Regions from separate parts of the Homo sapiens genome. Here region 2 is linked to region 1. Evidence: read pairs that join two places in POLR2A ChIA-PET (ENCODE). Cell type or tissue: OCI-LY7. All regions are shown on one strand. Each heading gives the region's core, and the rest is flanking DNA. Links, peaks and the distances in the headings are about the cores only. Region 1 overlaps ARID1B (AT-rich interaction domain 1B). Region 2 overlaps ARID1B (AT-rich interaction domain 1B).

Region 1 (8,206 bases), core at 1,904-5,903:
TAGCTAAAAATGATTCACTTACATATTTATTTTAGAAAATTATCCCAATAAAGAACGCAAGTACTACCTTTCACATTTCTGTATCACGTTAAATATGCAGGGTCAGGACTCATTTTTCATTTCACCATACCCTGAACTTTTTGCTCATCCTCCAAAATGAGTGAAATGATCAAAGGTTACCCTCTCCCCCTTTTTCCTTCTAAAGAAGTTTGTTTTTGTTTTGTTTGAGGTGGAGTCTCGCTCTGTCGTCAGGCTGGAGTGCAGTGGCACGATCTCAGCTCACTGCAACCTCCGCCTCCCAGGTTCAAGTGATTCTCCTGCTTCAGCCTCCCGAGTAGCTGGGATTATAGGTGCATGCCACCACGCCAGGCTAATTTTTGTATTTTCAGTAGAGACGGGGTTTCACCATGTAGGCCAGGATGGTATCGATCTCTTGACCTCGTGATCCACCTGCCTTGGCCTCCCAGAGTGCTGAGATTACAGGCGTGAGCCACTGTGTCCTCTTTTTTTTTTTTTTTTTTTTTTTTGAGACGCAGTTTTGCTCTTGTTGCCCAGGCTGGAGTGCAGTGGTGTGGTCTCGGCTCACTGTAACCTCTGCCTCCTGGGTTCAGGTGATTCTCCTGTCTCAGCCTCCTGAGTAGCTGGGATTACAGGAGCGGGCCACCACGACCAGCTAATTTATATATTTTTAGTAGAGATGGGTTTCATCATATTGGTCAGGCTGGTCTCGAACTCCTGACCTCAGGTGATCCACCTGCCTTGGGCTCCCAAACTGGTGGGATTAGAGGCATGAGCTACTGAGCCTGGCCTAAAGAAGTTTAGAGAGCAGTTTCTTACTAGGTTTAAAGGTACACTGACCCCATGACCCGGCCATGCGCCTTGTTAAGTATATAACCATGAAACACACATGTTCCAGGAAGGATATTCAATGCAGTCCTGTCTACTACAATTGACAGAAGAGGACAAAATCTAACTCTAAGACAGAAGGTAAATGGGAAAAGTTAACTTTGCTATAGGCACACAATTAAATCTACACAGTAGTAAAAAAGGAGTAAGACGCCACATATCAAAATGGTACAAAACTAAAAACTACAATGTTGAGTTTAAAAAGAAAGCAACAAAAAGTTAATGCAGTATCATATCATTTGTATAAAATTTGAATACGTAAGATATTAGTGTATACTGTTTATAAACACACATGTAGCAAAAGTATAGAAACGTGCATTGAAAAGAATTGGGGATTATGGGGCGTGGCTTCAGCCATGCTTTGCTCCTTTATAAAAAGAAAGATGTGAAGCAAATAGGGTAACATGTTATTTTTATACCTATATATACTGTGTGTATGTGGGTGTGTGTGTGTGTGTGTGTATACACCTGTATATACTGTATCTGTAATTACACAAGTGTGTCTGTTATATTTGCTTCTGTACTTTTCTATATGTCTAAATTATTTCACAATTTTCCACTTTTACCATAAAGATTTTGCCTCCACCCCAGTCCACATCCTCCCAAAAAGAGGTGGCCCTGGGAAACTCAAGCACCCACACAAGGCAGGAGGGGACACCCCAGGAGGTGTCCTTCCGAGAAAAGAGACTCAGCTCAAAGGCCAAGTCCCTGACTACAAGACCAGGTGCTCCAATCACTTCCCAGGCCTTTCACCTAGGACACTCCAGGCCATAGCTCTTCTGAGTTCTGGTGTCTGAGCGACTGTCCCTCTCCTCACAAGCCATCAGGGCATTCAGGACAGAACTAGGAGGAAGCCTTCATTATGATCTCCTCCCAAGGGAAACAAGTGTCCTGTAGGTTGGTGAACCTCTAACAGACAGAACTTTATGCCAGCATTTCCCTAAGGGTCACTAATTTCCCTATGGGTCCTACAAGGGACACTAATTCTATAGAATATCACACAGAAATGAGTTCTATAATTTAAAAAAGTTTAAAAAACAAATATACTATAAAAAGAAAACATACCATATCATCACATTAAAGGATATGTGAAATCCTTTAAAAAGTTTGGAAACTTGTCCACCTTTACATCCAAGATTTCTCAAACTCATTTGACCATGAACACCACCACACCACTGGACAGTCCACTGCACAGGACAGGCCCTTGCTAGTTCAGTTCATCACTGTATTCCACATGCCTGTCCAGTACTAAGAGCTCGGTGAATGTCTGTTGACTGAACCTCCTGAAATACATATAGAAATCACACACCACAGTCAATGGAAACGTTAAGAGCTGCTTGCCTTGAGCTAAACTATAGTCCAGTCCAGTTCTATCTCTAGGAAAGCATAGAAAAACACTGGAACAGATATTAGAACCTCCTTGATGTGAGCTTTGAAGTTATGATACTAAAACACGCCCCAGTTTCTATCACAGACCTGGTGTCTCTGAATAGCTCAATCTACTTACATTATCAGTTTGTTCCTCCTTTTGGAGGAAAAGAATCTATGAACAAAAGAAATACTTGGCATTGTCCTAAACTTATCAGAGACGTATTCAAGTGTGGTGAAAACTCCCCACTACTGAATTCTAACATGCTACTATTTTGCTGTGTAAAAGAATGAGCACCTTTCTCCTTATCTTCCATGTCTAAAGACCTTTTTTAATTGTGCTAAAATATACACAAAATTGACCATTTTAACCATTTGAAGTATACAGTTCAATGATGCATAAGTACATTCACACTGTTGGCCAACCATCACCACCATCCTTTTATAGGATTTCATCATCCCAAATGGAAACTCTGTGCCCTGGAAATAACAACCCCACATTCTGTTCCCCATCCCAACCCCCGGCCCCCATCCCAACCCCCCGGCCCCCATCCCAACCCCCGGCAAGCACCATTACACTTTCTGACTCTATGAATTTGGTTAGTCTTGCTATCTCACATAGGCAGAATCACACAATATTTGTTCCTTTGTGTCTGGCTTATTTTGTGTCTGAGTTAGCATAACGTATTCAAGGTTCATCCATGTTGTGGTGTGTATCATGTTTCATTCCGTTTTAAGGCCACGGAATGTATACAGCATAACTGTTTATCCACTCACCCATGGATAAACACTCGACTGTTTCCAACTTTTGAGTATTGTGAAAAATGCTGCTCTGAATAGGGGTTTACAAATATCTGGTCGAATTGTTGCTTTTACGTCTTGGGGTACATTCCGAGAAGTGGGACTGCTGGAGTATATGGTAATTCTATGTTTAATTTTTTGAGAACTATCATACTGCTTCTCACAGTGGCTGCACCATTTCACATTCCCACCAACAGGACGCAAGCTTCCAATTTCTCCATATCCTTGACAACACTTGGTATTTTCTGGGTTTTTCTTAATATTAAATATCAGCTGTACTAATACTGGGTGTGAAGTGATAACATACTCATTGTGAAATTTGCATTTCTCTAATGATCAGTGCTGTTGAGTACCTTTTCATGTGCTTATTGGCCATGTATATATCTTCTTTGGAAAAATGTTTATTCAAGTCCTTTGCCATTTTTTTTAATTAGGTTATTTGTTTTGCTGTTGATAGGAGTGTTTTATATAGATATTAATCCCCTATCAGATATATGATTTGCAAATATTTTCTCCTATTCTGTGGGTTATACCTTTTCACTCTCTCGATAGTCTCCTTTGATGCTCAAAAGTTTTTAAAACTTTGACGTACTCCAATTTGTCTGTCCTTTCTTTTGTTGCCTATGCTTTTGGTGTCATATCCAAGGAATAATTACCAAATGCAGTGCCAAACTTTTCCTCTGTTTTCTTTTAAGAGTTTTATAGCCAGGTACAGTGGCTCACACCTGTAATCCCAGCACTTCGGACGGCCGAGGCGAGTGGATCATTTGAGGTCAGGAGTTCGAGACCAGCCTGGCCAATGTGGTGAAAATACAAAAATCAGCCAGATGTGGTGATGAGTGCCTGTGATCCCAGCTGCTCAGGAGGCTAAGGCAGGAGAATCACATGAACCCAGGAGGCGGAGGCTGCAGTGAGCCAAGATTGCACCACTGCACTCCAGCCTGGGTGACAGGGCAAGACTCCATCTCAAAAAAAAAAAAAAAGGAAGAAAAAAGAAAAAAAAAGAGTTTTATAGCTTTGTTTAAGCTCTTACACACTTAGGTCTATGATAGATTATGAGCTAATTGTTATATATAGTCTAAGGCAAAGGGTCCAATTTTATTCTTTTGAAAGACTTATTGTTTTTATTCTATACAATTTTCACATCAGCTTTGGATCTTTCTGTTTTAAGAAGTACAGTTTGGTATTTACACATCCATCAAGAACTATTTTTTGAAAAGAACTAATTAAATGTATACATTCTCAACACACCATATGGTCTGTTTGCATGAAATTCAAAATCAGGCAAAATCAACTTATTGTGACAGAAATCATAACAATGATTGTGGGATATGGGGCCTGGCTGGAAAGAGACATGAAGGAATTTTCTAGGAGTGACGGAAATAGTCTAATTAGGATAGTGGTATCCTAGACGTATGTAATTGTCAAAACTCACTGAATTGCATGCTTAAGATTTAGGCATTTTAATGGATATAAATAATAGCTTTAAAATATTGGTGGCATATGTATATACACTTAATACAGAAGTCTAAACTGTTCGTCTCCATTTTTATCATTCTATAACACACATTTTAACACATTTATGCTTAAATCTTTCTTGCCTTTAGACCTAGATGTAAATTTTGTTTTATAATTAATGACTGATCCTAGATGCTTATCAGTGAGTTTTTATGTTTTCATTTTACATAATCCAAAATATTACAGAGCAACAGGGCAAACTGAAATAATCATGGTGAATTTACAAAGTAAAATATGTAAGGCAAGTCATAATATGTATAGAAACAACGTTCTTTTAACCCAAAATTCTACTTTAGGAATTTATCTTAAGAAAAAGTATGAGGCCGGGTGTGGTGGCTCACGCCTGTCACTTTGGGAGGCCGAGGTGGCTGGATCACGAGGTCAAGAGATAGAGACCATCCTGGCCAACATGGTGAAACCCCGTCACTACTAAAAATACAAAAAAAAAAAGAAAAAAAAAAAAAAAAGAAAATTCGCTGGGTGTGGTGATGCACACCTGTAGTCCCAGCTACTCAGGAGAGTGAGGCAGGAGAATCGCTTGAACCGGAGAGGCAGAGACTGCAGTGAGCCGAAATTGCGCCATTGTACTCCAGCCCGGGGGAAAGTGTGAGACTCCGTCTCAAAAAAAAAAAAAAACAGAAAAGAAAAAGAAAAGGTATGAAACAAGTATGCAAAGATATGTGTAGCAAGGAGTTCATTGCTGCTCCACTCAAAAATAGGGAAACAGCCTAAATGTTTAAATGTCCATCAACAGGGAACTGGTTTGAGGGGGGGAAAAAAAAGAGCAGAGGTGAGGATTCAATAAAATACTATAGAGCCATTAAAAATAACAATCCTCATTTTACACTATATTTAATAACAAAAAGTTCTGTCCATATATTACTGAGTTGAGGTTTAAAGATAGCAGGCTACAAAACCATATGTAGTATAATGTTATTTTTGAATGTGAGAATCTGTTTGTGGTATAGGTATAAAGAATTAACAGCCTCAAAGAATATATACCAAAATCACTCCTTAAACCAACTCTGTTTTTCATGAATCTAGAACAAAATGAAATTTATTTAGGATTATTTACTGCTGCTGTCTAAGAGTTATCAAAAAGTATAACAATTTATCTTAAACAGAAGAAAGCTCCTTAATTTTTATGTGTTTGTTTTTCATCACAGATTTGAACCCCTCCAGGTAAATTCTACAAAATGGGAAAGCAAAAAGCAGAAGAAAAATCTTAAGTCCACAACAGCTCCATTCACATGTGGCAAATCCTGCTGGCTCCTGATTTCACAGGAAGATCAAACACCATTTTTCATGCATAAGAGACAGACTGAAAATTCCCCACAGCAAGAAATTCAGATGCTAAGCTGATGCGTGGTTGAACCAATTGCACAAGGAAATTTTATTATGTCAACATGTCCAGTCAAAAATAATGTGCTAGAAGGTAATAAATAAAGTTTACAAGGTCAAGATCTTACAACTGCTCAACATTCCACAGTCCCTTAAGCTAAGTTCCCAAATGAGACTCCTAAACAGCTTAGGTGCCTTTTCCTCCCCTCTTTCTTATTTTAAGAAGAAAAATAAATCTTGTTCTTAGGTTTGTCTAAGGAAAAAACAAACAACAACAACAACAACAAAAACTCCACAATTTCCTGAAATTCACCTTTCACCCTTGAAAAATGAGAAATAGTCAACAAATGTATATTGAGCACTTACTGTATGCACTGTATACTAAAGCTAAGTTCCCTCCAATTCTATCTGGCTTCTCTTGACTAACAGGAAAAAGATGACCCGGGATGAGAAAGAAGTTGGCAAAGTATACAAAAGGGTCAGGCAGTGTCCCACACTGCAGAATGGGCTAGCTGACCACCCACACCCACAAGCTGGGTCCATGGCTCTCACATTGCTCTGAAGTCCAGTATGTTCTGGCCTGGGCCCTGGTTCCTTCCTAACAGGTAACTTCTGGGCCATAAACATTGCCAGTTTTTAACAGGCTTTCTGAAACCAACACATCTGGGATAATTTAACCCTCCCCATTAGCTTAGAAATTTAAAAAAAATCATAGGATAAAATAGATTTACCTTTTTTGATTTGGGAAACATTGAAAAGTTCTCATTTTTTATCAGTAACAAGTCTTTTTCGTGACAAATTTTTTATAAAACTTAGAAGGGTACACACGATATAAGATTATAAAGACATACACATACAATCCCTCTTGGATTTCTTTACAATTATTAATTGCCTACAAAATTTCACTGCTTATTCTAAGTTCAACTACTCTATATTTAGCAAATCACAGCTGAAGTGAATAGTAGGTCAGACCAATGTTCTGCGGAGTGAATATTCTATATAGCTGTGGGAACTAAATGGTAGTGCCTCTCATGACCTCAATTTCCAGAAGTCAGGGATATGTCCTGAACAGCCTTTATTTCCTCTTAATAACCATTATGAATCTATTATCCATGAATTTATTTATACACTTCTTAAATTAATTTATATTTCCAGTCCAGGCTATCTCTTTAGGGTAACAAGCTCTCCCACATTATTATCCACTTTGCAAACTGGTACATCCTTTAGTTTTCATAAAATTAACTCCTTCAGGCTTCAAGGAGTGTTGCCTAACTCTTGTACACAGAATTTGATTAACAAATGTATAGTCAACCAACGCAAGTCAATTATATCAGCCCAAAGCCTTTTTTTTAACCATATCAAAAATTCCTTGCCAACTACTGTCCATGCCAGTCTGTCCCTTGATTCTTTTCCTTTGCCTATCTAAACTGCTTTCACCCTGTTCGCCTTTATTGTGAAACAGCAGCTAGAATAGCACAAACGATCCCGAAGGCACAGCAAACACGGCTGTACACAAGAGTGAGATCACTTTTCGAGGTACCTGGAAAAGGAAATCTCTAGTACACATTTTGTATTCTCCTCTCCCACTGAACTACAGATGTTTTCACCTTTCTTTCCAGGTCAGCCAATTAGAGGAGATTTTATTCAAGTATTCATAAAATGCAGGCATTCACTGGCAGTCAAATGCTTCCTCTCATTTACAACCAGTGTTGAACTAAAGTCTTACTGTACACAAAATTAACACGCAAGTGTATAATTGTAGTTTTATGCTCAAGTGCCCTAATTACACACTTTAAAACACTTTCTTCCTGAGGATCCAATCGAGAGTATTCGATACCACAGATCTATAAAGTCTACAGTGTGTTTTTTGACAAAATAGAAGAACAACAGGAAAAAATCCGCAGCTTCTGAGAGAAGAGCATTTGTTTAATACAAGGGATGACAAATCTTATTCTAAAATAGCTTAAAAAATAGCATATTTCCAGTGTATATAAACTTGGTATGGTAGGAGGGTTGCCTAAGAGTTAAATAATTCATACTGCCTATTCTTGAAGAAAACAGAGCTGGCATTTTAAAATGTGGTCTTTCCTAAACTGTCACAGCAGTGAAAAACTCACCTATAAGTTTGTGTGCCTTATTGATATAATAATATAAAACAGGAAAAAATTTTTAACAGTAAAAAGAGCCACACTCACTTTTAATGTGGAAGCTTTGACACCTAGGGTATCAATATTTGCATTTAAAACAAAATTAAAAAATAAGTATTTTCCAT
Region 2 (8,206 bases), core at 1,556-5,555, 80 kb before region 1:
CTGCCGATGGGTTTGTGGTCTCGCTAACTTTGATGAATGAAGCTGCGGACCTTCACGGTGAGTGTTACAGCTTAAAAAGAGTCCACGGACCAGGAGAGTGAGCAGCAGCGCAGTTTACTGAACAAAGTGAAAGGAAAGCTTCCACGTGGTGGAAGGGGACCCAGAAGGGTTGCCGTTGCTGGCTCGGGTGACTAGGGCTTATATCCCTGTGTTACCCTCTCCCCTTTCTTTCTTTTTGTCCACTGAGAGTGGTTCTTTTTTCAATCCTCCCTTGGAGTGGTTAATTTTGAATCCTTCACTCGACTGGTTAAGAACTCAAAATCCTGAGTCACCGGGGTCTCTTGCAAAAGTCCCCCGGCCCAGGAAGTCCCCCCAACTCCACCCCGCATAATCCGTGCTGCATCATCACAGTGAGAAACGGGCAATGACCTTGGAGCACAGCTTAAAAAGCACCTAGCGTTTGCCTCTTTTCGGCATTGTTGATGCTCTTGAGAATGTCAGCCAGGACATCCGTGTGCACTGTCAGGCCTCTGAGCCCAAGTTAAGCCGTCATATCCCCTGTGACCTGCACATATACATCCAGATGGCCTGAAGCAACTGAAGATTCACAAAAGTGAAAATAGCCAGTTCCTGCCTTAACTGATGCCATTCCACCATTGTGATTTGTTCCTGCCCCACCCTGACTGATCAATTGACTTTGTGACAATACACCCCCTCCCAGCCCTTGCGCTTATGTACTTTATGATATTCCCCCGTCCTTGTGAATGTACTTTGTACGATACACCCGCTCCACCCTTGAGAAGGTACTTTGTAAGATCCTCCCCCTGCCCACAAAAAAACTGCTCCCAACTCCACCGCCTATCACAAACCTATAAGAACTAATGATAATCCCATCACCCTTTGCTGACTCTTCGGACTCAGCCCGCCTGCACCCAGGTGAAATAAAAAAGCTTTACTGTTCACGTAAAGCTTGCCTGGTGGTCTCTTCACATGGACGCTCGTGACATGCACCACTGTGGTGGCATGGAAAGATGGGGGGAAGAGGAGAAAAATCTTAAAAGGAGTCAGAAAAAAACACATTACATCAAGAACAATAAAATTAAAAAGACTTCTTGCCAAAACAATGAAAGCCAGAAGACAGTGGACCAGTATCTTTAAGGAACTGAAAAAAAAAAAAAAAAAGAAAAAAAAAATACAGTCAAACTAAAATTCTATATCCGGTGGAAAAAAATGTCTTTTGAAAATGAGGCAGTTTCGCACCAAAAGCACAAGTGATTTTTAAAAATGGTAAAGTTGGACTTCAGCAAAATTAAAGGTATTTTTTTGCTTCAAAAGACACCTTTTAAGCAAGTGAAAAGATAAACCACAGCCTGTGAGAAAATATCTGCAAATCATATATATGATAAAAGATGCATATCCATGATATATAAAGAACCCTTAAAACTCAAGACAAAACTCCTCCAATTTTAAAATGGGCAAAATATTTGAATAGACATTTCACCAAAAAGGGTGTATAAATGGCCAATGCACACATTAAAAGATGCACATCATTGATTACTAGGAAAATGCAAATTAAAACCCCAGTCACATCCACAAAAATGGCCACGATGCAAAAGACAAAAGATAAGTGCTGGTGAGGTGTGGAGAGGAACACCGCTTATAAGAATGTAAAATGGTTCAGTCATTTGGAAAACAGTGTGGCAGTTTCTTCAAATGTTACACAAAAATCACACACCCCCAGCAGATTCCACTTCTAAGTATCTACTGAAGAGAACTGAAAATATGTCTACAGAAAGACCTACACATGACTGTTCCTGGCAGAACTATTCAAAATAGCTGAAAAGTGGAAAGAACCCAAATGGCCATCAAATGGTAGATAAAATAAATATGTGTAGTGGTGTTTATAAAATATTGAGATACTGAATGTATGACAACAACAGCAAAAAGGCAGAGAAGGGAGAGACAGTGTGTGCTGCTGTAAAGTTCATATACTGCATGTGAAGGATGTAATGGAACTTGAAAGTAAGTTCTGATAAGTGAAAGCATATATTTTAGTAGCAGCTAAAACAATTTAACAAACAGCTAATAAATTCTATTGTTCCATGTGATGCTTCTCACTGAGTTAAAACAACTCTGCCAGTATCTAAGAAAAAGTAAAGATTTTTCTATGCCTACACTTGGATTTTTAATTATCTGAATTTCATTAATATAAAATATGTCTTGTGTGAAGAAGATGTCAGAGAGTACATGTGGGGGTTTTTGGTTCTGCGTTATGTTTTCAAGGAACAATTTAACCTTTCTCTTCTTCTCCAATCTTAAACAAAATTACAACAGTTTCCTCTTTACCTCTACACAATTGGCTTTTCAGGTACATTAACCAAACAAGATTATTTCTTATTTATCATTCAATGTGTTTTAAATGTTGGTTTGCTGCAAAAAGAAGAGTCAATAATGCTTCCCTTGCAAGAAACTAAGTAAGAGAAATGATTCTGGTACTCACGTGGTTTTGTTATTACAAGGTTTATAAAGATAAAGCTCCCAAAATAATCTACGTGTTTTAAAAATCCTGAACTGTAGGCAATCTGAACTTGTTTAAATTGCACATCTTTATTCAGGCTATTAAAAAAATAAAATGTACACAGATATAAATGAAATATAAATAGTAAAAACTCAAAATCCAAAACTAAACTACAGTTTTCACTTCATTTCTTCCCTAGTCTCTCTCTTTCTCTCTCCTAAAATCCTGGGCATTGTCAGACCTGAATGAATAATGTTTTCAAGTCAGATGCCCTTTGGGAAATCACACCTAAATTAGCCTAGCAAAATGTTGTAGAAAACCATTCCACAAGGAAAAAGTTTTCAGACAAAGAGAGAACTTCTATTCAGGTCACATAAAATCTAACCTGAACAATCAAGAGGTTTTGAAGAAGGAAAAACCACAATCAGAATGATATATGCCAATAAATGTCTTTGAGGAAATTTTTAAATAAATTCGGTAAATATTGAAATAAATTGGTAAGTCAAACTGAACCAAAAATAAGTGGGGGCAGGGACACAGTGGGGGCGTTGCCTGTGGTTCCATCTTTCAAGACAAACAAATCAAGTCTCAGTTCTCCTGAGAGCAGGAAGGATTTGGAGGGCTAAAAAGTAAACTAATATAGAATTTTCTTTTATTTATTTCATTTGCCTCCAACTCCCATCTGATATGGAAATTCTGTGATGCTTAAAAACTAAGTTCTGTTTAAACCAATAACCAAAAATGTTTTTCATTGCATAGCAGTAAAAGACATGCAGAAGATGAGCAGCTTAGAAACTCACAAGTAAAATAACCCTACATATGCTATTAAAATGCATTAAAAAGTAATTTATAGCAAACGATATGGCACAGAATTTGAGAATCAGAAGGGCTGTCAAAGATCATTTATTAACAGTTACTGCTTCATGATAGGAACTTATAAACTACGTATGCGTACACCAGCACAGTTCTAAAGAACTCGCTGTTACCAAAAAATAAAAAAAAAGGTTCTATAATCTGTGCTGTCCAATATGAGCCAACATGACTGCCACATGTAGCTATTTAGATTTCTAAAATTTGTTAAAATAAAATAAATGTACAATTCAGTCCCTTAATTACTAGCCAGTTTTTGAGTGCACAATACCCACAAGTAGCTAGTGCCTACTGTACTGCACGGCACAAAGTCTTAGGCTTTTGCTTATATGATGTGAGACTATTAGTCTGTTATACATAGTCTATACTCTGTAAACTACTATATATGGTTTTATATAATACAATGAGAAACATACTAAACTACCATGTGTTAACTATCCTCAACAGCACTATTAACAGATACCAACCAAAGTATCACTTGAAATGACTTTTTAACTTTATTTCTTTCAATAAAATCAAAATACAAAGAAACTGAAAGTTTAAAATGTCTTTTTACTGGAAAATTTTAAGCAAAATTCTAAAAAGTGACCACCTTTTTGGTGGTTGGTTTGTTAGCACATGGCTTGTTTTAAAGAGGAACATCAGAACTGTAATCAGTCTGATTTCTAAGTCCTGCAGGTCTCTCTGGCTGGAAAAGACTGACACCTGAATCCCACATATTACCAAGGGGAGAATGAGGGTTTAACTGAAAAGGTGAGACAGAAACGAAGCCTCCTATTTTAATCAATAATAATGGAAAAGCATTACGTGCTTATGGTTCTGATTTCAAACCATGCTATCCAAATTTATGTTCACATGCTTACTAAATGTTCATCTTCCACTGGTAACTAAAGAAAAATCCTTCATCAACGTGACACAATCCAATTAAAATAAATATTCTTAATAAAGTAGATCTGTGCAATTTTACACTCAGAAAAGCAAAAGCTGTGGGCACAGGGGAAGGGATAAAGTGGACAGCTCGTCCAGCCCTCAGCACAGGTGCCACCATGCAACCACTGGACACCCCTGGGCCTTTGGCTGGCCCCAATCCCTGCCCCACAGCTAAATAAGGTCACAAGCCTAGACCATTTGCTTTATTTCTGATTGTCCACTCCTGACACTGTTTGAGAACGACTATTGTGACTAAGTATACATTAACTAAAATTCCTTCCAGAATTATGTCTTGTAATTTTCATTTGAGAATTCTGGGGGAATCTCATACCAAGTAAAATAAAAAGAACTATTTTAACCTTTATGTATTATACCATTTTTAAAAAGTTTAAATACAGAACTATATGAACTAAGAAACCTATGTCCTTCCCAGCCCATGCTCACTCTGTGTGTAGGCAGAATTCTGTGATGTCCCCCAGGATTCCTGGCTCTGGGTACAAACACTAGGGCGCTCGAGCCTCAAGTGCAGGAAGGACCCGTAAATGTGTTGGGATAGCAATCCTACCATTAAACCATGTTATACAGCAAAGGTCAAGGGACTCTGAGGATATAATTAAGGCCCCTAATTAGTTAATCGAAAAGGAAATTATCGTGGGTAGGCCCGTTCTAAGCAGGAGAGCTCCTTAAAGAGGGATCAGAGAGACTCTCTGGCTGGCCTTGAGGAAGCAAGGTGCCATGAGCTCCACAGCTGCAAGGAAATGAATTATGCCAGCAACCACAGGAGCTTGGAAGAGGAACCCCCACAAGCCCTAGATGAGATCACAGCCCCGGCTGACACCCCGATATCAGCCTTAGGAGATTCTGGGCAGAGAATTCAGTATGCCTGCCCAGATTCCTGAGCCATAGAAACTATGAAATAATACACAGATGTTGTTTTAAGCCTCCAAATGAGTATAGCAATAGTAAAGGAACACACTCCCAAGCCCATCCACAGTTGTCTAATGTATCTAGTTAGGATATTTTCTCTGCATACACACACAGGTGCGTGCACACACAAAGTTCTTTCAACATCTCTGTTACATAATGTTATATGTTATTATGCCCATTTTAAAGATAAATAACTTGAGGCTGAAGAACATGGGACTAAATTGATTAAGGCACTATGCTGAGCTCTTTGTTCAATTGGTTCATGTAATCTGTCTATCAATAAGGAAAGCAGGCTCATTTTACAGATAACGCTGCAATTTAAAAGAACATATTTTTTCCAAGACCACAAGGAAAGTAAAAGCAGAAACAAGAATGTATGAATTCATGTCTTTTAGAATCCAAAGCCCCAAATCTACAAAAACCCTTCAGTTTTAATTCCCTGGTAATTACTCTTAATTATAAAGAATTTTCCAAAAATTTCATCAACTGTGAACTTCAAGAAGGATGAAGATGAATGAGGACACAGCAGTAAACCTGTCATTTCTTTGGGTGACTAGCATCAGGGCTCCACCGGCTGCAGAAGCTGGCAGCAGAGGGTAAAATAGGACCCAAAGAAGATCAGACCTATACTTTCACGCAAACAGCACACTGGGGAGAATTCTGCTTCCCTGCTAGAGATCCAGGGTTGGCAAAGCTAGGCTGAGAGAGAACTGAGTCCAGCATAAGATGGGCCCCCTCTCCAACCACAAACATCAGCTGCTGTCATTCAGAGGGCAAAAGGCAGTCACCTGCTCCAGCCCAGCAGTGAGTGCAGAGCAGGTAAGAGATTGGGACAGCAATGCAGAAGGAAGGCTGGGCACTGAAGCATTCCTTTTCCAATGACCCACAGACAGTTGCTCTATAACCTAAAAGAATTATCTCTTTTGAGTGTTGTTTACTAATCATAAAAATTTGGCAGTATTAATGAAATAGGAATAAAATAGTTTTGAACAAATTGTTTTTAATGTTCCAAAATTTGCAACATCATAGCAGACTCAGTAATCTTGGTTAAATAGTTAAAGCACATTTCAAGTGTGACAGAAGAGAGTGAAATGCCAAACTGTTTTTAAAAGACAAAAATCAAAAGCAATTTTTGATTAAAAATTTTTTATTTAAAAAGTCAAAGCTTGGCTGGGCAAGGTGGCTCATGCCTGTAATCCCAGCACTTTGGGAGGCCGAGGCAGGTGGATCACTTGAGGTCAGGAGTTCAAGACTAGCCTGGTAAACATGGTGAAACTCCATCTCTACTAAAAAATACAAAAAATTAGCCGGGTATGGTGGTGGGCGCCTGTAATCCCAGCTACTCAGGAGGCTGAGGCAGGAGAATTGCTTGAACCCAGGAGGCACAGGTTGCAGTGAGCCAAGATCATGCCATTGCACTTCCAGCCTGGGCAACAGAGTGAGACTCCATCTCAAAAAACAAAACAAAACAAAACAACAAACAAAACACACAAAAAAAACAAAGTCAAAGCTTTTATTCTTAATAATTAAATACAAATTCTACATTCTACAGTTCACTAATTGACACAGAAAAGGTAAACATTAATTTTCAAGTCTGAATTGCTTTAATCTAGTGCTGGTTTACCTGATACCAGTCAATGCAAAAAAAAAAAAAAAAAGCATTATATAATAAGAAATAAACAAGACAGAAGAAAACAAATTGAAATTATTGAGCCTTCTAAGTTACTAGACAGTGTCTTCTCTTTAGAAAATTGGGATGTAATACTGAAGTATGCTTTTAAACTTCTATTTTAATAAGTGTTCCAGAGTCTAAGTTCCCCTGGCCATATAAAGCTCGTATGAATCAAGTCTAACATCTAGAGTTCTAGATTAACAGTTATAAGCTAGTACCATTGGAATAAGGTTGAAAGTGGTTAAGTAGCTTGGCTCTTGGGTAACTACAGATATTAGATGTACAGTAATTCTTGTATTAGAAGGTTTTAAATGTTTTTGTGACATCTCTTTTCAGTAAATGCAAATAAATGTGGCTCGCCATGTCTACCATGTGTTCAGTAGCTTAAACAGTGAGTTCTGCTGTGTGTTCTGAACCCAGACTGCACTCCTTCCTCTAGCTGGTTGTCTTAAGACAGATACCAGCACTCATGGGGAGAGCCTGCAGTACAAATGCAACACGGCTGAACAGGGAACCACCACCACCGATCCTGGGGCTGAAAGGGGTACAAGTTAAGCCCAGACTAACAGACTGATTTTGAACTGCGATTTGCATTCATATGGAATATTTTCTGGAGAACTTTGTCGACACATACACACAAACACAAATCTCCTGAGACATAAACAGCAAGATATGTCTTTACTCAGTGTCCACTGAGGTAATAATTTATAAATAAGTTATGCTACTCAAGTCCATTGCAAGGTCACATTGTTTGGAACCTGGAATGCATTTGCCAGAAATATAGTAAATTGAAGTTAAATCCTCAGCCTCTGAAAGTTTCAACCCATGAACAGAACCCATTGTACTGGAAGTGAGCCATCCTTTTCAACAGTGCAACTGTGCGCATGTGGAGCACCTCCCTGGGGCCACCTCTCCACCTGGGCTCCACTCACAGAAGAGACCTGCTCCCAGGGGCTTGCGCCCTTCACTCCAAGCAGCTAGCACACAACCTCAAGCCAGAGTAACCATTCACAACAAAAATCACCACCATTCACTGAGGCACTGTAGTACATGATCTCTGGTGATCCTGACAATGACCCTGTGAGGAAGGAGCCTTGACTCCCATTTCCAGCAAAACAAACAGAAAAGTCAAATGAATTGCTCAGGTGACAGAGCTAGAAGTGGTGGCACCAGAATTCAAACCCAGATCCAACTAACCCCAGCAGACTACAATCCTATAACCACTGAAGGTGATGAGCATGTCGAGACTCCGGGTGATACTCCATTCACATATGGGTATTTCTAAAAGC

What was found. ChIA-PET counts read pairs that join two places held together with the same protein. Peaks named below come from ENCODE experiments on the same cell type or tissue, not always from the same donor. Only the 100,000 strongest peaks of a DNase experiment are listed, where the experiment ranks them.
Region 2: POLR2A ChIA-PET joins it to region 1 with 10 read pairs; 4 of 35 experiments call an interaction of 5 or more read pairs at or near these places.

Annotation. Positions count from the first base shown.
Region 1 is chr6:156,888,898-156,897,103 of GRCh38, reverse strand. The region is part of intron 2 of ARID1B (AT-rich interaction domain 1B); the gene reads right to left. Among named protein-coding and RNA genes, the nearest start is that of MIR4466, 110 kb to the right of the region's middle. In OCI-LY7, for the core only: no CTCF peak of the experiment used is centred there; no DNase peak of the experiment used is centred there.
Region 2 is chr6:156,968,590-156,976,795 of GRCh38, reverse strand. All of the region lies in intron 4 of ARID1B (AT-rich interaction domain 1B), which reads right to left. Among named protein-coding and RNA genes, the nearest start is that of MIR4466, 190 kb to the right of the region's middle. In OCI-LY7, for the core only: no CTCF peak of the experiment used is centred there; a DNase peak (open chromatin) is centred at 1,655; H3K4me3 peaks cover 1,696 bases; H3K27ac peaks cover 1,433 bases.